Regions from separate parts of the Homo sapiens genome. Here all the other regions are linked to region 1. The links are chromatin loops, found by intact Hi-C in ENCODE. Cell type or tissue: heart left ventricle. All regions are shown on one strand.

Region 1 (8,000 bases):
TAGGGCACATTGGAATTGTGTCCCAAAGAGTTAAAGAAACCAACGACTAACAAAAATTCTTGTTTGCAGGACAGCAGGTAAGAAAAGAAACAACTTGCTGAGACTCTGACGCTGACATCAAGAAAAACCTGGCTAGAATCGGTGGAAACTAAGATGGCTGACTGGAGTTTGCACAGAACAAGCTTGCTGGCGTCCCAGCCCGAATTTCCACATGTTTCATACTAACTCCCCCCAAATTCACACATGTGACCCATGAGATAGCAGGAAGAAACAACTGGACATGCGCAGGGCCTTCCCAGACCTCCTGTTTCCTTTCACCAGTTACCTATATAGTCTCAGAATCTAACCCCTGAACCTTTTCTAATAAAAATACTGCTTGGAAGCCAGTGCAGGGAAACAGATTTGAACTTGACTCCTGTCTCCTTGAGAGTCCACTTTCAACATAAATCTTTTCTTTTCTCCAAAACCTGGTGTCACAGTATTGGCTTCTAGTGCACTGGGCACCCTCCCTTTTACTCAATAACATCAGTCAGCTTCTGAGTGGTGCCCACTCAATGTCTTATGTGAGGACACACTTTTATTCAAGCCACATCTGGGAGGAGAAAAATCTCCCGGCTAATAATCAAAGTTCCAGTAACTGAAGTGGGAATATTCCTTATAGAACTGACATCTGCACCAGCCATTTCCTAGGAGAGGGCATCACTCCTTACGCCATCCACCTTGAGGCTAGTGCTGCCTGACATCTGTGCTCAGTTTCACTTCTAAAATACTTTCAACTATGCAACTTAATTTCACCTCCACAACCCAGCAGGGTATAGGGGAGTGAGATAGGCCTTGGCATGTATTTCCACCTTCTCCCCACCCCACTCCTAAGTCCTCCCCCAGTTTCCTGCCAAAGAAGCCCATATACAAAGATCAGTAGCCAGCTGAGAAGGATTTCTCACTTTATTAAAAGATGGCAGGACAAGAACCCAAGTTTTTTTAATTCTTGTTATGACTTTCTTTTATTATTATTATTATTATACTTTAAGTTCTAGGGTACCTGTGCACAACGTGCAGGTTTGTTACATATGTATACATGTGCCATGTTGGTGTGCTTCGCCCATTAACTCATCATTTACATCAGGTATTTCTCCTAATGCTATCCCTCCCCCCTTCCCCCCACCCCATGTCAGACACCAGTGTGTGATGTTCCCCACCCTGTATCCAAGTGTTCTCATTGTTCAATTCCCACCTATGAGTGAGAACATGCGGTGTTCGGTTTTCTGTCCTTGTGATAGTTTGCTCAGAATGATGGTTTCCAGCTTCATCCATGTCCCTACAAAGGACATGAACTCATCCTTTTTTATGGCTGCATAGTATTCCATGGTGTATATGTGCCACATTTTCTTTTTTTAAATTTTATTATTATTATACTTTAAGTTTTAGGGTACGTGTGCACAACATGCAGATTTGTTACATATGTATACATGTGCCATGTTGGTATGCTGCACCCATTAACTCGTCATTTAGCATTAGGTATATCTCCTAATGCTATCCCTCCCCCCCGTCATCAATGCTGAGAATGATGGTTTCCAGCTTCATCCAAGTCCCTACAAAGGACATGAACTCATCATTTTTTATGGCTGCATAGTATTCCATGGTGTATATGTATGTGCCACATTTTCTTAATCCAGCCTATTATTGATGGATATTTGGGTTGAAGAACCCAAGATTCTAATGCAAAGGCCTGGTAAAAGCTGAACTGGAGGTGGTGAGCCCATGTCAAAGTGAAGGCTCCTCTCTCCAATCCTTCTAAATTTGGAAGGGGCACTCTCGGGGCCAGAGAGCTGAGCAGATCTTGAAAGGATCTTTGGCTGAGTTTACCAATTTCAAAAATGTATGTGTCTGCTTACCTACAGCAATGGGAAAGGAAGATGATGCAGGGGGCTATGCCAAGCATTAGTGCTGGCCTTCAGTGCTTCCTGTGATGTAACCCTGCTATCAAGGGTGGCTCTATCAGTGATAAGTGGCTGACCAACACAATCTGTAAATCCTTCTTCCTTTGGGAGGAACTAGCAAGGGAGAAGAAAGGGAAGCCAGAAGTCTCGGGGTAGAAGTTCCCAATTGTATAGGTCAAGATTAAAAGATGAGACAGGGAACAGAAACATTTCCTCTTTTTTCAACACAAAATAGGCAAGGAGGTTATTATTATCACATGATCCCCACTTTATAGATGAAGAAAAGAAAGAACAGAAACATTAAATGATGTAGTTATCATCACAAAGCTGGTGAGTATACATATCGGTCTGCAGGTGCCTCTTTCTTAGTTAGTGGTGCTGGTGGTGAGAAGATGACCACCATGCTAAACCCCCAGTTCCTGTGCCACCACCTGCTCAACTGCTGCCTGCAGCTGCCACTCGGTGGGGTTCCTAAAATAGCCATAGACAAGGAGTTCTAGCAGAGCACTCCACCTGTTTCTAGATAGGCTCTTGCTCTCAAGCCTGGTCTGCTATCCAGGTGAACTGTGAGGGGTAGGGGTGGGGGCACGTGTGAGCTAGACTAGGGGTTAGACTGGAGATGAGCCCACTCCCTGCGTCCTTTCCTGGAGTCTCATCCTGTGCTAACTGAGCCGCCAAGCCGTTTCCGCTCCAAGACCAGAGAAAGGAAAGGAAAGAGCCTTCTCTCCTGAGGAAATGTGCGGCTCTGGAGCGAATGCCATCCAGTTCCTGACTCAGCACCCTGATTTCCATCTGGGCGTTCACCCCTCCCTCACACAACCCCTGTGCTGGAAGGGAAGCTGACTTCACACCCAGTTCCAAGAATGGGGCTTGACTGACTTAAGGCTATCGACACGGCCACCCCACCCCACGAGTGGCCAGGGATGGACATAGAACCTAATTAGTGTTACTCAAAGACAAAGGCACATTTCCTTGAGGATCCTGGAGAAAACGACTTCATTCTTCCTTAGAAGCTACTTGAGGGACATTCTCGTCTCTTTGGATATGAGCAAGGACATCGCAGCGCTGAAAGCTACTTGCAGCCATCTTGTGGCCACTTGGAGAAAATACATGTTGTGTAACGCAGAGAGGAGAAATGAAAAGCCTCCGGGGTCTTTGCTGCCCTTGAGTTGCTGAATCAAGTCTTGACTGAAGCCTGATATCTTTAGGCTTTTCAGGTTTGTAAATCAATAAATTTTCTTTAACGTTCAAGCCAGTTTGAGTGACATTTTTGGTAGTTGCAGATTTCCAATTAACATGCACTGTAACACATAAGCATATTAGTTTAGAGAGGCCACAGTTTCCCCTAACCATGCTAGAGTTTTCTGATAATGGCCAGAGTACAAAGTCAGATTTTCCTGTGTCAGCCTCATGGAAGGGAAGAAAAAACCAAGTTTAAAAAAACTAAAAGGCCTTTGATGTCATTCCCCCAACACACACATATCCAAAGAAAAAAGTAAGGGGTCAAATATATAATATCATGTTCAAAATAAATTACTGTTATTATTGTTATTACTTTGTAAGTAGATTTTATTTTTTAGACAGTTTTAGGTTCACAGAAAAATTGAGTGGAAGTTTCTGAGACTTCCCATACACCCTCTGCTCCCCATATGCAAGGCATCCGCCATTATCAACATCCCCCACCAGAGTGGTGCATTTGCTATCATTGCTGGACCTACATTGACACTCACCATCAGTCATTATCACTCAGCGTCCAAAGCTTACCTTAGGGTTTATGCTTGGTATTGTACATTTTATGGGTTTAAACAAATGTATAATGACATGTATCCACCATTATAGAATCATACAGAGTATTTTTACTGCCCTAAAAATCATCTGTGCTCCACCTGTTCATTCCTTCTTCCTCCCAACCCCTAGCAAGCATGGATCTTTTTACTGTCTTACTGTCTTCCAAAGTGTCTATAGCATTTTGCATTTCCACCAGCAATAAAGGAGAGTTCCTGTCGCTTCACAGCCTCACCAGCATTTGGTGTTTTCAATGTTCTGAATTTTGGCCACTCTGATAGGTGTGTAGTGGTATCTCATTGTTGTTTTAATTTGCATCTCTCTGATGACATATGATGTGGGGCATCTTTTTATGTGTTTATTTGCCATTACATGTCTTCTTTGGGGAGGTATTTGTTAAGTTCTTTGGCCCATTTTTTAATTGGGTTCTCTGTCTTCTTATTGTTGAGTTTCAAGAGTTCTTTGCATATTTTGGGTACCAGTCCTTTGTCAGGTGTGTTTTTAACAAATATCTTCTCTCTCTCTCAGTCTGCAGCTTGTCTTTTCATTTTCTTGACAGTGTCTTTGGCAGAGCAGAAATCTTTAATTTTAAAGAAGTCCAGCATATCAGTTCTTTTTTTCATGTATTGTGGTTTCGGTATTATATCTAAAAAGTCATTGACAAACCCAAGGGCATCTAGATTTTCTCCTATGTTATCTTCTAGTTTTACAGTTTGATATTTTGGTCTGTGGGGTATTTTGAATTAATTTTTGTGATGGGTGGAAAGTCTGTGTCGAGATTCACTTCTCTGCATGTGAATGTTCAGTTGTTCCAGCACCACTTATTGTAAAGCCTATCTTGTCTCCATTGTATTGCCTTTGCCCCCTTTTCAAAGATTAGTTGATTGTGTTTATGTAGGTCTATTTCTGGGCTTTCTATTCTATCCTATTGATCCTCTGCCAGTTTTTTCACCAATACCACACCGTCTTTATCACTGTGGCTTTAGGGTAGTTATAGTAATATCATAAGTCTTGATGTCAGTCCTCCAATTTTGTTCTTTTCTTTCAATCTTGTGGTGGTTATTGACTGTCTTTTGACTCTTCATATAAACATTGGAATCAGATTATTGATAGCCACAAAATATCTTACTAGGATTTTGATTTTGATTGCATTGAATCTATAGATCAAGTTGTGAAGAACTAATATCTTGACTAATACTGAGTTTTTCTATCTATGAACATGGAATATTTCTCTATTTATTTAGTTTTTCATTGGTTTCTTTCATCAGTTTTATGGCCTTCCTTATATAGACCATGTACAGGTTTTGTTAGATTTATACCCAAGTATTTTATTTTGAGGCACTGTTAATATAAATGACAATTTCTTTTTAATATCAAATTCCACTTGTTCATTGTTGCTATGCAGAAAAATGATTGACTTTTGTATATTAACCTTGCATCCTGAAACCTTGTTATAATTGTTTATTAGTTCCAGGAGCTTTTTTTCTTGATTTTTCAGATTTTCTTTCTTTTTTTATTTTGAGATGGAGTCTCGCTCTGTCGTCCAGGCTGGAGTGCAGTGGTGTGATCTCGGCTCACTGCAACCTCCGCCTCCTGGGTTCAAGCAATTCTCCTGCCTCAGCCTCTTGAGTAGCTGGGATTACAGGCACACGCCACCACACCTGGCTAATTTTTGTATTTTTAGTAGAGATGGGGTTTCACCATGTTGGTAAGGCTGGCCTTGAACTCCTGACCTTGTGATCCACCCGCCTCGGCCTCCCAAAGTGCTGGGATTACAGGCGTGAGCTACCACACCTGGCCTGATTCTTTCAGATTTTCTTTTAGACAATCATGTCTTTTGTGAACAAGATAGTTTTATTTCTTCCTTCTCAGTCAGTATACATTTTCTTTACTTATCTCATTGCATTAGCTAGGATTTCTAGCATAATGTTGAAAAGCTGTGGTGAGAGAGTATGTGTTTGCCTTGTTCCTGATCTTAATGAGAAAGCTTCTAATTTCTCACCATTAAATATGACGTTATCTGTATATTTTTTGTAGATATTCTTTATCAAGTTGAGGAAGTTCCCCCTCTATTTCTCATTTACTGAGGAGTTTTTTTTTTCTTTTTCTTTTTCTTTTATCATGAGCAAGTGTTAGATTTTGTCAAAGGTTTTTTCTACATCTATTGATGTAATCATCTGTATTTTGTTCTTTAGCCTGTTGATATGATGGATAGCCTTAATTAGTTGTCAAATGTTGAAACAGCCTTTCATTCCTGGGATAAATCCCCCTTGGTGTGGCACACAATTCTTTTTATACTTTGATGGATTCAATTTGTTAACATTTTGTTGAGAATTTTTGCATCTATGTTCATGAGAGATACTGAACTGTGGATTTTTTTTTTTTTTTTTTGGAGACAGAGTCTCTCTGGAGTACAGTGACGTGATCTTGGCTCACTGCAATCTCTGCCTCCCAGGTTCAAGCGATTCTCCTGTCTCAGCCTCCTGAGTAGTAGCTGGGATCACAGGCATGCACCACCACACCCGGCTAATTTTTGTATTTTTAGTAGAGACAGGGTTTTGCCATATTGGCCAGGCTGGTCTCGAACTCCTGACCTCAGGTGATCCTCCCGCTTCGGCCTCCCAAAGTGCTGGGATTACAGGCGTGAGCCACTGCACCCAGCCAAGATATATTGAACTGCGGATTTATTTTCTTCCAATGTGTTTGCCTGGTTTTGGTATGAAGGTGATGTTGACTTCATAGAATGAGTTAGGAAGTATTCCTTGTGCTTCTATCTTTGAAAGAGGTTGTAGAAAATCGGTGTGCTTTTTTCCTTAAACGTTTGGTAGAATTCACCAGCGAACCCATTTTGACCTGATGCTTTCTGCTTTAGGAGGCTATTAATTATTGATTCATTTTCAGTTGAATAGATATACCCTTATTCAGTGTGTATTACTTCTTATGTGAGTTTTGGCAGATTGCGTCTTTCAAGAAATTGGTCTATTTTAGCTAGGTTATCAAATTTGTAAGCATAAAGTTGTTCACAGTATTCCTTTATTATCCTTTTAATGTACATGACTTTTGTAATGATGTCCCCTCTTTCATCTCTGATATTACTAATTTATGTTCTTCCTCTCTCTCTTTTTTCTAAGTTAGCCTGGCTATGGGCTTATTAATTTTATTGATCTTTTCAAAGAACCAGCTTTTGGTTTTATTGATTTTTCTCTGTTAATTTTCTGTTTCAATTTCATTGATTTCTGCTCTAATTTTTATTGTTTCTCTTCTTCTGTTCAGTATAGATTTAGTTCGCTCTTGTTTTTCCAGTTTCCGAAGATGAAAGCTTAGGTGATTTCTTTTAAATCTTTCCTATTTTCTAATATATGCACTCCATGCTATCAATTTCCCCCTTAGCACTACTTTTATTGCACTGCACAGTTTTTGATAACTTGTGTTATTTTCATTTAGTTCAAAGTACTTTTTAATTTCTCCTGAGATTTCTGCTTTGACCCTTGTATTATTTAGACACATGTTGTATTTGTATCTCCAAGTATTGGGGGATTTTTCAGCTATCCTTCTATTATAAATTTCTAGTTTAATTCCATTGTGGTCTGAGAGCAGACACTACGATTTCTACTTTTTTTTTACATTTGTTAAGGTATATGAAGTGGTCTAGAATGTGGTCTATCTTGATGAATATTCCATGTGAGCTTGAGAAGAATGTACAGTGAATTCTGCTATTGCTGGATGAACTAGTTTATAGCTGTCCATTATTTACAGTTTATAGATGATGTTTTTGAATTTGATTATGTTCTTAATGATTTTCTGCCTGCTGAATCTGTCCATTTCTGATAGAGGGATGTTGAACTCTCCCACTATACTAGTGGACTCATCTATTTCTCCTCACAGTTCTATCAGTTTTTGCTTCATGTATTTTGATGCTGTGTTATTAGGTGCACACACATTAAGGATTGCTATGTCTTCTTAGAGAACTGACCCCTTTATCATTCGGCAATGCTCCTCTTTATCCCTAATAACTTTACTTGCTGTGAAGTGTTCTGTGTCTGAAATTGTTCTAGTTTCTTCCACTTTCTTTTGATTAGTTTTAGCATAGTATACCTTTCTCCATCCATTTACTTTCAATTGATATGAGTCTTTATATTTAAAGGAGGTTTCTTATAGACAACCTGTAACTGAGTCTTGTTTCTTGATCCATTCTAACATTCTCTGTCTTTTAATTGTTGTGCTTAAGACCACTCATATTCAAAGTGATTATTGATATAATTGGGTTAATATCTA
Region 2 (8,000 bases), 99 kb before region 1:
ATTGTTGATATCCAAAACACAAAGTAGCCCTCAAATTCTCAGCTCCATTTCATAGAACATCCAAGTATGAGTCTCTCAGATAAGTCCTGGCAGTTAACAGTAGCTACGGCATTAAAGCAAGTCACCTCAGCTTCTCCCTCTGTAAGATAGTGATAATAATAAACTGTACCCCTTCCCTCATAGAAATGTTAACAGGATAAAAGAAATTATAGATATGAGCTCTTTGAACTCTCTGATAGAAAAGTATTCCATAAATCCAAGGTATTATTACTACTAAGGTGGTAAAAACAGTTCACAATCACTGAAAGAAATGGCTAGAATTTAATTAAAATACGCCTGACATCCTACTACTAAAAAGGAGATTTAGCCAAACAAGAAAACTGGTGTTGGTAATCTCTGCGAAGAAACAAAAAATTTTGCTTGGATAACAGATGTTTTATGATAGTCACGAAGGAAAAAGAAAACCCAAACCTATGAAAATGAAAAAAAATACTCATACTATTAAAAAAAATACTAACAATGATGGAAAAATCAAACTACTACAAACTATTTTAGATCCCTATTTAGCAAGCCAAGGGACCACACCTACAGAAAAATTTTCAGAGTAGGATGCCTGCTCTTCTACCAGCATAAAACATTTTTCTCAGACTCTTATAAAAGAATAAAACATACTGCAGAACTGATAGCCCCTAAGCTTTTTTTTTTTTTTTAACATCTTTATCCTCATCTGACTTAGTCCATTTACAAATGCTGCATTCATCTGCAGCTGTGTGAATACATACCCAAATTTCCTCCAGGGTACATATCAACCTACGGGTCCATTAAACTGTCAGTATTTCACATTATATCAACAGTCTAAAGGAAACACTCTTCTTCGGCCAAGGGTAAGTTAGACTGGTAAAATAAAGACACTTCTCTTCACTATTGATCTCCAATAAATCCCAAGTAACAGAAAAAAACAACCAAATCTAAAACTCAGGGCTTTATTTATACAAAGTTAAAAAAGTTGTTATGATGAGAAGTACAAAGTCTCATGATTCTCCTACAGTTGATATGTGGGGAGGATAAGCCTGGTACTCCACAAACGCAGTCATTAATCTAGAAATACGTCCTCACCTCTTTTACCTACACAGCAAAACAAACAAAAGTGTTAACTGCAGATTTACGAAATGTATCCAGTGCCAGTAACATATCAATGCTACCCTCTAGGAACTTATTTTAACAAGACTCTCTTTTCCACAAACATCCCTACTTTGTTCCTATTCTGGAGTTTCTGGCTCTGAATACTGCTGACAGTATAAAACAGAATTATTCAGGGTCAGGGATTTCACCCCCTACCAGATGGTGTCACATCCTTATTAAATGTTTCATGAGTGGCTGAAATGCAGCAGGTGTGTTTTGTTTTGCTAAATGTTTCAGTTGGAAGTAGCATGCAAAAACCTTAATCATGCCCAATCTGTCAACAACAGAACACTTTACGGGTGTGCACTAACAGAAATTCTAAAATCTTAATACTGATCTAGAAGAATCACATGTCCTAGTTGAAAAGGCAGAATTGTAAATATGGAGTCAAGTTAAAGTCAAGGTTATGATATAAAGACGCAAACATTGGCACGAGTCACCAAATCTGATGGGAGGACAGCTGGCTGTCCTACTTGTTAGGAGCACCTTACTGAGACAGCCTGAGTTAAACTCTTGGCTCCCCCAGTAAACAGCCACTGGGACCTCAGACAAATTACCCAACATCTCTATGCTCAAGTGTCCTCATCCATCAAATGAGCATTATAACAATAACTAACTTATAGTTGCTGTGAGAACTAAGAACAAAGACATATAAAGCACACAGAAACTGTAGCTGGCATACAGTAAGCGCTCAGTAAACGACAGAATTTATGTTTCTGTAAATTTCTGGCATGGTTAATTAAAAAATAATGTTTAATTTTTAATTTTCACTAGGCTGTGAGATGGATTACTTTGGTTCTAGTACCACCCCTACCATGACCTAGCACATTACCTTAACCCATATAGACCTCAACTTTCTTATTTTTTAAATAAAGAAGCTGGAAAAAATGATGGTTATATTTCCAGTGCCCTTTAAAAAGTATGACTGTATTACATGGCATCACGTACTTCAGCCAAAATGTTGAGATCAGAGTCAGTTATCAGACAGGCCATCTCAATAATCTGGTCCTTCTCAATGTCCAATCCTGTCATCTGCAATTAAAAATAAATATATAACACACACAAAGCCATCATTCTGGCCTCTTTTACCCAAGTTTATTTAACAGGAATTCCCTCAAACATAGTCAGCTTGTAATCCATAGCCGAAACAGAAGAGAAAGAATGCTCCTCGGGCAACTACTGAAGGTACTAAACACGAGTCCTCGTTTATTCAACAAACATTTACCAAGGGCCTGCTATTTGTCAAGCACTGAGATTCTACTCCGGGACAGATGCAAAGTAAGTAAAACTGAGTGCTGACATCACTCAGTTTTGGAAGAGTTGGATAACTACCACCACCACGTCTCTGCAGAGTTTACAAAGTTTTCACATTAATTACACCACTGGACCTTCACAATCTAATGGAAAAACTACTGTTATTATCCTCACTTCATATAAACTGAGGCTCAACGGTGGGAGGAGCCCTTGTTTCGGGCATGGAAAGCCTGAAGGGATAGGAACTGGGTTCTGGTCTCAACTCAGACTCTCACTAACAGCACGACCTTGAATGAGTTGAATCCTTTCTGTGGGCCTCAATGTTCTCACTTATGGAATGAGGGGTAAGGCTGAGTCATCTCCGGAGTCCCGTCTGGCCCTAACAACCTAGGGTCCTTTAAGGATTTAGTTGGGGGAAGCTGGGAACAGAGCCGCTGCCCCCGCCCCCACTCCAGTGACCCAAGCCCAGAGACGCCAGAGCGTTAGGAAAAGTCCACATCTGGGCGGAGGGGTAGGGAGGAGAAGAAGCCACACGGAGGACTCCTCCCTTGTGGAAAGAAGCCCTACAGCGCAGCACGGCGCCCAACACCCGCAGGACTCCTGCCTCCGGACTTGCCCTGCACCGCCCGTGGCCGGCCGCGCTCACCTGCCACACCTGAGACCCAGACCCCCAACGCTCTCCCAGGACGGGCTCGACTCCTCGGTTCCACGAGCGAAACCTCACTCGCCTCCCCAAGCCCCCCGCCGACCTCACTCACCTCCAGGTCCACCCAGACCATCCGCTGAGCCATGCTCTCCCCTGCCGCCATGGCTGCGCCACCTTCGCGGACACCTCGGGCCCCGAACCGTCCGTGACTCCCACCTACACCCCGCAACAGCCTGGAGCCCAGGGAGCCGCCTAGCATCACCCGGGACCAGCAGCCACGGCCCCAGTCTCGCAGCCGGCGCTGGCGCAGGCGCAATAGTCGCTAAACGTCGCAAACCCACGGGGAGGCGCACGAGCTGAAACCACACGTCCCAGCGTACGGTGCGCCGGCTCGCCCTCAACAGCCTGGCTTGGCTGCCGAAGGGAATGATGGGACTTAGAGTCTCACCTGCGGTTGCGACCAGATGCCCCACCCCCGCCACGTGTTTTTCTGGTGTTACTGGACGCGCTTGTTTTTCACTGCTAAGTTTGTTTGCTTCCAGGAGTTATTTCCTGAGTTTTGGTTAGTTGTAACCGCGCAGTTAAAAAAGAACTCTTACTTTGGTTGGTTGGAAAAGAGCTGATTATCTCTGTATGACATTTTTTTCATGTATATCTTTCCTTCTTTGCATTTCTTTTTCTTTTTTTACTTACCTGCCCCTCTATTCCACAAACTGGATATTTTCCTCATTTATTTGGGACCAAGAGGCAGTGTGCTTTTGGGGGCCAGAAGGCCATTAACATTATCATCAAATCATTTAGAAATATTTAAATAAGATCTTGTCTGAGAAATCATTTAGCACGTATCAGGTGTTCAGTCAAAGTTAGTTACCTTCCTTCTTTTTCTTATGGGAAAGCGGTCCAGATCCAGACCCAAAGAGTGGGTTCTTGGACCTCCTGCAAGAAAGAATTCAGGGCGAGTCCATAAAGTGAAAGCAAGTTTATTAAAAGTAAAGAAATAAAAGAATGCCTACTCCATAGGCAGAGCAGGGGCATGGGCGACCGAGTATACTTACACTTATTTCTTGATTATATGCTAAACAAGGGGTGGACAATACCGGGAACTGAGGGTTCTCCGCTTTTAGATCATATAGGGTAACTTCCTAAGGTTGCCATGGCATCTGTGAACTGTCATGGCGCTGGTAGGAGTGTCGTTTAGCATGCTAATGTATTGTAATTACTGTATAATGAGTAGTGAAAATGACTAGAGGTCACTTTGTCATCTTGGTTTTAGTGGGATTTGGCCAGCTTCTTTACAGCACCCTGTTTTGTCAGCAAAGTCTATTGTGACCCGTATCTTATGCTGACTTCCTATCCCTTCCTGGCACTTAGAATACCTAACCTCCTAGGAATGCAGCCCAGTAGGTCTCGGTGTTATTTTACCCAGCCCCTATTCAAGATAGGGTTACTCTTCAAATGCCTCTGACAATTTGGCCAAGGATTATCCCTTATTTCTTATGAAATGCGGCCTGCATTTCAGTTCACCTATTAGGTGTCTGCATGATGACAACTTGCTACTCTGTTCTTAAAAGTTCTCAAAGTTAAATTTCGTCCTCCTATAACAAATCTATGCAGCAAACTAACTTAAAATGAACTAAAACAGTTCTGCCTGCTCTGCCATCTTCTTGGGCTTTGATCCAGGTGTCTTTAATCTCCTGCAATGACTGCTATAATGTCTATCATTTCTAGGAGTCCAGGTGGCCAGCATCAGGACCTTTAGGCCCTGGAGTGTCAAATTTTGTGAGTCTCTTAAATCTTGGCTATTCAGTAACAGATTTGTGGCAGAGTGCCGCTTTGTCACAAATATCAATCTCGGCTTTGAATTATAACCTCTATGTATTTTTCTGAAAGCCATATTGCTACTCATTACAGAGCTTGTGGTCCATCCTACCTGGTTTTATGAGAGAGAAACTTTGTTGCCTAATAGGAGCTTTAAGGAAAGTGTAGGGTACTGGATTTCACCTTCTACTGATTTTGTGTACCCAACCCACCACCTGCAAGGGCCTAGAGAAACTCTTTGAAGGGCCATCAAAAGGTATGCACAGATTATACACATAAAGACTTACTGTGCACAATGCGTATATATTTTACCTGCATTGCCTGATGTCGCATTGTTTTACTATACCTTTTTACTCATTTGTGGCCTACTTTATGAAAAATGGTGTGCATTTCTTCTTTAGTTTTTTCTTAGCTTTAAACTCAATTCATAGAAAGTAGAGTCAGTTGAGGCCAGGCACGGTGACTCACACCTATAATCCCAGAACTTTGGGAGGCTGAGGCGGGCACATCACGAGGTCAGGAGTTCGAGATCAGCCTGGCCAACATACTGAAACCCCGTCTCTACTAAAAATACAAAAATAAACTGGGCATGGTGGTGCATGCCTGTAGTCCCAGCTACTCGGGAGGCTGAGGCAGGAGAATCGCTTGAACCCAGGAGGCGGAGGTTGCAGTGAGCTGGATCACGCCACTGCACTCCAGCCTGCACAGCAGAGCAAGACTCTGTCTCAAAAAAAAAAAAAGTAGAGCCAGCTGAAGTACAGAAAACTTTATCAATTGGGCTTTTTATTATCTTCTTAAAGTATTATGTATTTAAAATTTTAAAGAACACCATTTTTTTCGACTTTACTACTGGAATAATGTTTCTAACATGACATGGCTAAGGACACACAAACCCTTCCCTCTTTTGAGAGATAACTACTTTTTTACATATTTTTTAATTTTTATTTTTTAAATTGTGATAAAATATAGATAATATAAAAATTTACAATTTTAGCCATTTTCCACATAAAGTAGGGGTCCCCAACTCCTTGGCTGCAGATCGGTGCAGACTGGTACCAGTCTGTGTCATGTTAAGAACGGGGCTGTTCTGCCAGAGGTAAGGGGCGGGGGAGCAAGTATTAGCACCTGAGCCCCGCCTCCAGTAAGATCAGCAGTGGCATTCGATTCTCATAGGAGCACAAACCCTGTGTTGTGAACTGTGCATGCGAGGCATCTAGGTTGCGTGCTCCTTATGAGAATCTAACTAATGCTTGATGATCTAAGGTGGAACAGTTTCATCCTGAAACCATTACTCCCCCACCCCCATCCATGGAGTAATTATCTTTCATAAAACCGGTCCCTGGTGCCAAAAATGTTGGGGACCACTGGTATAAAGCATGGTGGCATTCAGTACATTCACATTGTTGTGCAACCATCACCACCATTTATCTCCAGAACTTTTTCATCTTCCCAACTGAAACTCCATCCCATTAAACATTAACTCCCCGTCTCCACCCAACCACCACTCCCAGCCCCTGGCAACCACGATTCTACTTTTTGTCTCTAAGAATTTGACTACTCTACGTACCTCTTACAAGTAGACTTATGCAGTATTTGTCTTTTCATATCTGGCTTATTTCACTTAAACTGTCATCTCCTCAAAGTTCATCCATGTTGTAGCATGTGTCAGAATGTTCTTCCTTTTTCAAGCTGAATAATATTTCATTGTATGTATGTATCACATTTTGTATACATTAATCCATTAATGGACACTCTTGTTGCTTCCACCCTGTGGCTATTGTGAATATTTACATGGTTTTTAATTTTTATTTTTATTTTTATATTTTATTTTATTTTTGAGACAGGGTCTCACTCTGTCACCCAGGCTGGAGTTCAGTGGCATGATCACAGCTCACTGCAACCTCCATCTTCTGGGGCGCTCAAGTGATGCTCCCACCTCAGCCTCCCAAGTAGCTGAGACTATAGGCACAGACCACCACACTGGGCTAATTTTTGTATTTTTTGTAGAGATGAGGTTTTACCACGTCGCTCTGGCTGTCTCGAATTCCTGGGCTCAAGCAATCCACCCATCTCAGCCTCCCAAAGTTCTGGGATTACAGGCATCAGTCACTGCTCCCAGCCCTAATTTTATTTTTTATTGCTCCCTTCTTACCAGTGACTTTCCCAGACCAGTTTTGTTCTTCCCAACTTCTGAACAAAGATCACTGTGATAATCAATCCACAAGTGACCACCCACTTCCCTGGTCCCTCTTTAGAGTTATCCCAAATCGTATCTTTAAAAGTCCTTCTCAGCCAGGCATGGTGGCTCACACCTGTAATCCCAGAATTTTGGGAGGCTGAGGTGGGAAGATCACTTGAGACCAGGAGTTTGAGACCAACCTGAGCAACAAAGCAAGATCTCATCTCTAAAATAAATAAATTAACTTAAAAATTAAAAAAAAAGAATTATCCAGGTGATATAGTTTGGACCTGTGTCCCTGCCCAAATCTCATGTTGAATTGTAATCCCCAGTATTGGAGGTGGTGCCTGGTGGGAGGTGATTGGATCGTGGGTGTGGATTTTCTCATTAAGAGTTTAGCACCATCGCCTTGGTGCTGTCCTCATAACAGTGAGTGACTTCTCGCAAGATCTGGCTTTTTAAAAGTGTGGCACTTTGCTATCTCTTTCTTGCTCCTTCCCTGGCCATGTGACATGCCATTACCCCCTTTGCCTTCTGCCATAACTGTAAGCTTCCTGAGGCCTCCCCAGAAGCAGATGCCATCATGTTTCCTGTACAGCCTGCAGAACCATGAGCCAATGAAACCTCCTTTCTTTATAAATTACCCAGTCTCAGGTATTTCTTTATAGCGGTGCACAAATGGCTTGATATAAAAAATTGCTACCGAGAGTGGACCATTGCTATAAAGGAACCTAAAAATGTGGAAGCAGCTTTGGAACTGGATAACAGGCAGAGGTTGGAAGAGTATGGAGGGCTCAGAAAAGACAGGAAGATGAGGGAAAGTTTGGAACTTCCTAGAGACTGGTTAAATTGTTATGACCAAAATGCCGATAGTGATATGGACAGTGAAGGCCAGGCTTAGGAGATCTCAGATGGAAATGA
Region 3 (8,000 bases), 1.9 Mb before region 1:
GGGCATCTTTCCAGGACCCAGAGAATTGGGATTAGAGAGCAGAAAATTATGTAGTGTACTTGGGATCCTGGATCTCTGACCTGCCCAAGCTATGGTGTCTCGGGTGAGGTCTGGGGAGGGCTATTCACATAGGGACAGCTCCCAGCCACTTCTAGAGGCTTCTAGATGTGTCTGGAGGGAACAGGTAAGAAGGATGGTGCCCAAACAGTGCAGTGTTGGGAAGGCCTGGAGAAGGAGATTGGGGGAGGCTGCATCCCCTGAGGCAGAGGCGAATGCCTGCTGCTGGACCCCAGCACCCTATCTACAGGGGCTCAGAGAAGCCCCCACCTTGAAACCTCCCCATCAGGCAGAAGTCAGGGTAGACTTAAATGATAGCATCCCACCTACTCCCTCTTCACACACACTTACTCTGGACCCACCCCTGAGCCTGAAGGAACTGATGTGACATCCAACACTCTCCCAAGTCAACCCCCATGCCCCAGCCAATCATCCCTCCATTTCCCCCACTTCCCTGCCATCTCCTGTGACCAAAGAGTGCCTAAAGTTCTTATAAAATTCTTGAAATGATCTTCTCTATGGGGATGAAGGACACTAGCAAAACCATTGCTCCTTTCTGGGCTTCAGTTTCCTTTTTTCTGAAATGGAAACAACACTCTTATAGAATCCTTGGTGCTTCGGTTCAGCAGTGTTGCTCTCAGAAACTTTTATTAAGGCTGATTTGTGCCTGGCACTATATGGAACACTGCAGCTTTCGCTCGTCAGGAATGTGTGTGTGTGTGTGTGCGCGCACACACATAGGCGGGTTTTGCTCACATCAAAACCGGTTATATAAAAACCTGGGCTTACACTAATGATAAATTAGGGGATAATTATTCACTTTATGAAAGGATTCATGTTAGGATTCCCCTAGTGTGTTTATAATGTGATTCAATTTACACCATATTCAGCAACCATCTATTGTGTGACGGGAGGCCCTCTGCATAAACAAGAGCATGTGTAGGCAGTACTTTGAGCATTATGGAAGGAAAGAATTAGAGATACTGAAGAGGTCTTTATTGCTGATAACAATGAATAATACTAGCGCCTGGGAACAAAGGTGACTGTGGATCACAGTTTCCTTAGTCTCAGGAGCACTGCAGTGCCACACAGGCCTGGGGAAGAAGTCCAGCTCCCTGCTCACAAGTCTGACTTTGGTTTCAGCAGCGTATGTGGGGGCTAGGAGTGGTCAGGGGCCTGGGCGCCAGGAGCTCTGGCTTTGGTGTCAGAACAAAAGCTATTGGGTTTATCTTCCTTGAGACCATTAGACTTGGGGCACTGGTGTGAGGCCAGCGGCTGAGGTTCTTAGGGAGGATGGGGTTCCTGGGGGAGCTCAGGGAACCGCTCAACTCCTACCATTTTCCAGACATCCTTTCTCTATGCCTTTCTTTGACCCCTGCCAAGGCTGTTTTTCCAGTATCACAGACTAGGACTGAATTCTGAGTTTGTCTTGTCCATTTCTTCATCTCACTCAGGAATCTGCTGAGCCATCCAAGCAGATGAGAATCTTCTCTTTTGAGGCTCCCCAGGAGGCAAGCTACACCCTTTCCTTCAAATATCTTTTCCAATTCCCTATTTTCATTACCGCTAGAGGAAGACGACGAAGTCCAGGTTCTGGCACCACATTTTATTAGGCAGGCAACAGCAGAACATCAGGAATTTGTAGTCAGAAAAGCAATATGGTTAGATGTGAGTTTTATAGACAGTTCTGATGGGGGAGGGTGGGGACTGTGCAGGTGTGGGTGAGGCGCGACTGGGTGAGGCGCGACTGTTGTCAGGCCAGGGCCAAAGGCACTGGGGTGAGGGGATGGTATGTGGACAACATGACGCCCTGTGAAGACACACCTGGAAGGTCATAGGACTGAGGGGCAGGGATCAGCCTTCAGATGCTTAGAGACTATCCTGATCCTTTGTGTCTCCATGAAAAAGCATCTCTGTTCCCTTTGCTTGGCTCCAAAAGTAACCAGCATCTTTCTTCATTCTTGGGCACACATCTGACTCCTCGTCTTCCAAGCTGTGCTCATGCCAGGATCAGATTTACCATTAGATTATGACTTCCACTGATATGTTGAGATGTGGAGTAGAAAATGCTGGAGTCCACCCTGTGGATTTCTGGGGTCCCTGCCTCTCCAGCCCCGGCACAACTTCTGCCTGGCTTCAAGGGTCCTGAGGAGGGCTGGCTAGCTGACTCAGACCTGGGGACCCCCACTTCAGAACCCCCCACCCCTCCAGTTGGGTATCTTCAAAGGAATCTTTGGTGTCACAGACCAAGTCAGCAGGGGCTGGGAGGGAGCCTGGAGCTTTATTAACTAATCTCTGGTACTTGAGTAATTTATTATGTTTAAGCTGGTGCCATCAAGTCTCTCAGCAGTGCCCGCGTGCACTGGGAAATAAATTAAAGGCTGTCCAGAGATACTTGGATCATCTGTGTGATTGCTGGGCTGGTGAGATGGAGGTTTAAGGCTCTCTCTTCTTGCAAATTGGAAATTAGGAATTAACAAGACAGCAGGCCAAAGAGCTTCGGTGGTGGTGGTGACTTGGCTGCAGGGCCAGGGCTGGGGGAGGGAAGGCTGCCACCAGGGAGGGCGGAATAGCAGATCCCAGCCAGAGTTTCCAGGGCATGGGTGGGCTAGATGAGGGGGCTCTTCCTGGGCCTGAGCAGCAGGTGGCAGGGATTTTTCCACCTCTTGAAAAAGGTTAAATGGGTAATGGAAAGAGCCCTAGCCTGGAAGCCTGAAGACTTGTTCTGGCCCCAGCCCTGCCACAGCCCCTGTGTGACATTGAACAGTCTCTTCCTGTCTCTGGGCTTCAGTTTCCTCATCTGCAACAGGAGGAGGTGGGATTCAGGGCCCACTTATCCATGAGCACAGCAGGCATGCAAAAATGTTTTAATTTCTTTTAAAGTCAGAAGAGAAAGAATACGCTTTTTGGTTGAGGAAAATATTTTTAATATATAATATTAATACATTCATCTTGATACCAAAGCAGTCATTATATACATATATTTATATAAATGTATAAATTATATAAATATATAAATATATATATATATATATATATATATATATAGAGAGAGAGAGAGAGAGAGAGAGAGAGAGAGAGAGAGAGATAAGAGTTCTGCTCTGTTTTCCAGGCTGGAGTGCAGTGGCATGATCTCGGCTCACTGCAATCTCTGCCTCCCAGGCTCAAGCCATCCTCCCACCTCTGCCTCCCAAAGTGCTGGGGTGCTGGGATTGCAGGCGTGAGCCACCTTGCTTGGCCATAAAATAGGATTTAAATATGAATTTGTGTGCGTGGAGGAAGAGGCCCATGAAGACGAAGGTGCTAAGGGTCCCACGGAACTCATGATGCAGCCTCTGTTAAATGAGAAGATCCCAAAGGCCCTTCCTGCCCCAGTACACTTGCCTGTCCCATCCATTTGCCGACTTCGGCTTATCCGGGCTCTGGTGAGCTCCGGGCGCAGGGACTCATCTTCCTGTCAGTCCGCCCTACTCCTGCGGTAGGAGCGGTGTGCACAGCCCCACTGTGGCCGGTGGTGGGGCCAGGAGTGGAATGCAGGCTTTAGGCCTCTCCATGGCCCCAAGCTGCTGCTTCCTGATAGATGCCCAGGGAAGGGGCGTGTGAGCCCCTTGGGAGACCGAATCTCTTCTTTCCCAAATCCCTCGGATCAGGCCCTCCCCGGGGGTCTTCTGCCTCAGCCCTTGAACTCGACCCACCCCTACCTTCTGCTTTTCTGCCCTCACAAACTCAGCAGTGCCTAGAAGGGCCCTGGGCAGGGCTCCGCGCCTTCAGGGTCTGCTCTGCGGGAGCCAGCGGGCACCCGGGTGTGGGGCCCTCGGCGCGGGACAGCATGGCCCTCAAGAGCCCCAGCCTGTAGTTGGGTGGCCTCACCACCAGGTGGCAGGCTTGCTCTACACTGATGCATTGGCAGGAGCACTTACCTGGCAGTGGCCGCAGGGGTCGGAGGATGCCAAATCGGCCCGCGGCTGGGGGATTATTGAGGCCAGCGCCTGCGGCTTCAGAAGCAGGGCGGAGGTCTCTCCCACTCGGCGTGGGGCTCCTGCTGGGATTCTGTCTCCAAGGGCACCTTGATTTCCTAGAAGTGCCTCCAGGCCGCTGTCGGTGTGGGCCAGAGTGCGCCCCCTGGAGGAGGGAGGGCTGAGTTGCCTCCTCGGGGTTTGGTGTGTGCGCGGTTGGCTGGACTGGGTGGAGGGCTGGGGACACCGAGAGGGGCCTGATGATATCTTTGGAGGCATCCCAAGGACCCTGGTTCTGCACAGAAAGGTGACTCCCACCCAGCTGGCCCTGGTTTTAGGCATGGTGAACGCTTGATTGTGGTGTCGGCTCCACACCCACCACCTAGACTATCCCTGCTGTGGGCAGGGCCGCTTGGGAGGCCCACTGGCGGCAGGGCAGCCTGAGCGTCATCCTCTCGCACCCCTGACGAGCACGGCTGCGGCACTGTCCCTCCAGCACCCTGGGCTGTCCCCGAGGGGCCCCAGGAGCCAGGGCTCAGGCCACAGTCGAGCCCAGGGCCCTGTCTTCCCCAGGAGCAGAACAGGAAAAGACCCAGGCCCTGGTCAATAGAGTGCCAAGGAGAAGAGATGAGAGTGAGGGGTGAAAGACAGACATGGTGGCAAGTGAAAGTGAGGCTGGCCACGTCCCGCGGGGCTCCCTGGGAGCAAGTGTGAAGGCCTCAGGTCCTGGGGAAGAAAGTGGGAGGTCCCTGCCTCTGCTGGGCGCTTCTTTGTCTCAGGCAGCAGGAGCTCTCCCCAGGCCTGGAGTCCTCTTGGGGTTCCTGAGTGACATCTGGAATGCCCTGTCCTGTCACTAGCCAGCCAGGGCCTGAGTCAGAACTGGTGACTCACATGCTTCTTTCTGTGATGTCTTCGTGCCCTTTGTGAAAGTCAAAAGCCCCAGAAGTCAGCCCTGGGCCCTTCTCCCTGTCTCCCTCACCTGCCTGTGTGCCCTCCTTGGTGCACTGGTTCCCAGCCTGCCCCCTGTCCTCCCCACTCTGTCTTGGTTGAGAGATCTGCTCTCTGCTCTTGTTCCAGAAATACTGATGACTTTTTTGTGCAGTGCGCTCTGTCCCACCCATTCCAATGGCATCCGATTTCGAGAACTCAACTTTGAGGCTCCATGTCAGCACTCACTCAGACCCTTCCTCCCAGGCTTCTGTGTGTTCTTGGGTCAGGAGGATCAAGCCAGGCCTGGATGCGGAGTCAGGTTAGGGTACAAAGGCTCAGATGGTCCCCAGGGTCTCTCACCCTTGCAGATCCACCAGGACAGGTCTGGACCAGAGACTGGGAGAGACAGAGAAGAGGGAAAACAGAGAGCGCCATGCTGGGGAGGGGAGTGGTCTGGGAACAGACAGAGAAAAAGATAGTAGACGGATGCAGAGGAAGAGAGGAAGACAGAGAAGAAGAGTGTGTGTGTGGGAGACAGAGAGAGGGAGGGAGGGAGAGAGAGAGAGAAAAGAGACAGAAAGAGAAAGGAAGAAGACACAGAATAGAATAACCAAAAAAATCAGAGTGGGGGAAGGATGGAAATTAAATACATTACAAACTGAGGAAGGAGGAAAACGAAAGGAAAATAACAGAAAATACCCAAAAGACAGAAAGGATGAATGTAGAGGCAGGCACACACAAACATGGGTGTGAACAGCTGTGTGCATGCGAACACACACACACACACACACCCCTGCTCTGGTCACCGTCCTGGTCCTGTGCTGATCTTGCCTTAGCGTCTCTCTCCCTCTGACCTGCCTTAGGTTCCTAAGAAGGGCGTGGCCTCCTGGTGTTGCCTGTTCCCTGGCCCACCCCCTGCCCACCCCCAGAGATTTCACTTAGGCTGGGATGCACAGAGGAGGCCAAAATCTTTATGCCTCACACTTGTCACCCAAAATTGGATCTAACCGCCTCTCTCCCTTCCTTTCTCCCTCCTAGTTTCCTTAGTAACTGACAGTTCCCCAGTGAATGCCAGGCCCTGGGTGACAGACCGCTGTCACCATCACAGAAGCACTTTCTCTCTCTCTCTCTCTCTCTCTTTCTCTCTCTCAACTGTCCCCCTCAAAACCACATAGACTCACAGACTTGGGCGGGGGTGTGGGGATGCCTGGGTAGGCTCAGGGGTAATTAAAACATGTACCATTTATTCCGTAACAGGCAGCAGAACTTTAATTACTCACTCTGAAGGTGAGGGTGTGAGCAAGGAGGTGGCTACGGGGGGGTTGGGGAGGGGGCTCAGAACGTGTCTGCTTTTCTTCTTTCCTTTTCCATTTGCCCAACTTGGATTGGAGAGGTGGGAGGTGGGTCTGGGAAAGTGAGGGGGTGCTGAGTGCGTGTGGGGGAGAAGCAGAGGGTGAAACCTGATTGTGTTCATTAAGGCAACACAAAACTGGGAGCGGTAATAATAATTAATTATAAAAGCAATTTGCTTTTGAAAATTTGATTTGACAGCTTACTAGTGGCTGCACTGATCTAGCAGCTCTGGCTTAAAAATAGTCAGAACAAAAACCAAGTAGAAGAACCATCAGCTAATTTTAATTAGAAGCCAGGATTGGTAAACAAAATTCCGCACCACCCTTTCATTGTGGCTGACTTCGATTTAAGGAGATGTCGGGATTGATTTGGGGAAAGGCAGGGGAAAGGAAGGTGCCTTTTGGAGAGGGCATGGAGACTAGGGGGTCTGAGCAAAGGCAGTGACCCTGAGGGCTGGTCCCCCTCCTCGCCACCCATTTTGGGGATGTCGGCTCTAAGGGGTTTCCATGGCTCCTCCCTGTGTGACCTTGGTAGAAATGGCTCTGCCTCTCTGGCTTGCTGCAGTGGTGCTTTCTGTGTGTGTGTGTGTGTGTGAGTGTGTTCATGCACACAGATGTGTTGGAGAGGGGACATCACATTGACAGCATCCACTGATCCAGGAGAAATTCAACCAAGAAGGGCAAAGAAAGCCCGTGTAGAGGGTTGGCCACAGGCTCTGCCCTGCCAGGGCTCTAGAATGCTTAAAGGTCTTAGGAAGCTGACACATCTCTGGAAGTTTCAATGAAGACTGAAGGAGGGCTGGCTTCTGGCAGGGAGAGGCTGCTGTCTCTTGTGGCCCGAAGGTGTCTGGACACCATGCTGACCCCTGCCTCCAAGCCCCATCTTGACATCTTCAGTGCCCTTCCTCGTCTCCCCAGCAGCACATGCATCCTGCATCCACAGCTCATGCCTCCATCAAAGCACTGCCCTCCCGGCTCTGTCACTGTCAGGGTCAGTTACTCCTCTTCCCTGTGGCTTGGAGAGCCCTCTCTACTTCCTACCTTGGGCAGGGATTTGATTCATTCCAGGGTTCCACTGCCCGGCACAGTGCCCAGCGTATAACAGGTGTCCAGTAAGTGTTGGTCAAATGGAACAAATCACCAATCATGACCTTCCTAACTACCTCTTCCAGCTAACATTTCATTACCCTCCCTTCCTCTCTCTCCCCTAAACCCACATTGCCCTTCCATCCATTCTCTTCCAGTCCACTGCATGCTGAGGACTCTCTCCTGGGTCACCCATCCCTGGGGCTCCTCTCCTTCCTCCTTCCCTTTGCTCCCTGTGCCCCTGGCTGGCACCGTTGTCCACCCCTCAATGCAGCTGCCTGCAGGGTCTATCCCACCGCCTGCTTTGTCCTTAGTGCTCACATCGGTGCCCCTGGCTGCCCTAGGGGGGTGCAGTGCCATCTTTATATGCATCACTCTTAGGATGCATCACTTGCTTCATTCAACAGGGTTTCATGGGGGCATCTGAGTTAGGCTCCTGGCTGGGTTGATACAGCTGGGGAGAGGGGGCACAGGAAGCATATCTGGACCTTGCCTCATGCCGCTTAAAGTGCAGTGTGTGGTGAGGTCCCTCAGAGTCCCCACCCTGCATGCTCCTGCTGCTCTGGCTCTAGCTTTCTAACCACCCAGCACTGGAAAATTCTTCTGTTATTTCAAAACC

The links. Hi-C counts contacts between places; a loop is a spot of excess contacts. Peaks named below come from ENCODE experiments on the same cell type or tissue, not always from the same donor. Only the 100,000 strongest peaks of a DNase experiment are listed, where the experiment ranks them.
Region 2: a loop joins it to region 1, with 2.1 times the contacts of the local background. A loop is called at or near these places in 41 of 110 quality-filtered maps.
Region 3: a loop joins it to region 1, with 9 times the contacts of the local background. A loop is called at or near these places in 5 of 110 quality-filtered maps.

What each region holds. Positions count from the first base shown.
Region 1 is chr11:114,335,434-114,343,433 of GRCh38, reverse strand. No RefSeq gene overlaps it. Among named protein-coding and RNA genes, the nearest start is that of NNMT, 43 kb to the right of the region's middle. In heart left ventricle, a CTCF peak has its summit at 3,030 (motif pointing left); a DNase peak (open chromatin) is centred at 2,593; H3K4me3 peaks cover 457 bases; H3K27ac peaks cover 1,330 bases.
Region 2 is chr11:114,434,870-114,442,869 of GRCh38, reverse strand. REXO2 (RNA exonuclease 2) reads right to left here and starts at 3,403. Exons shown (of 7, transcript NM_015523.4): 1 at 3,195-3,403; 2 at 2,131-2,214. The coding sequence starts at 3,341. In heart left ventricle, a CTCF peak has its summit at 3,441; a DNase peak (open chromatin) is centred at 3,429; H3K4me3 peaks cover 3,836 bases; H3K27ac peaks cover 1,614 bases.
Region 3 is chr11:116,272,704-116,280,703 of GRCh38, reverse strand. No RefSeq gene overlaps it. Among named protein-coding and RNA genes, the nearest start is that of LINC02151, 220 kb to the left of the region's middle. RefSeq lists an enhancer at 4,139-5,089. In heart left ventricle, a CTCF peak has its summit at 3,941 (motif pointing right); a DNase peak (open chromatin) is centred at 3,943; H3K4me3 peaks cover 306 bases; H3K27me3 peaks cover 1,314 bases.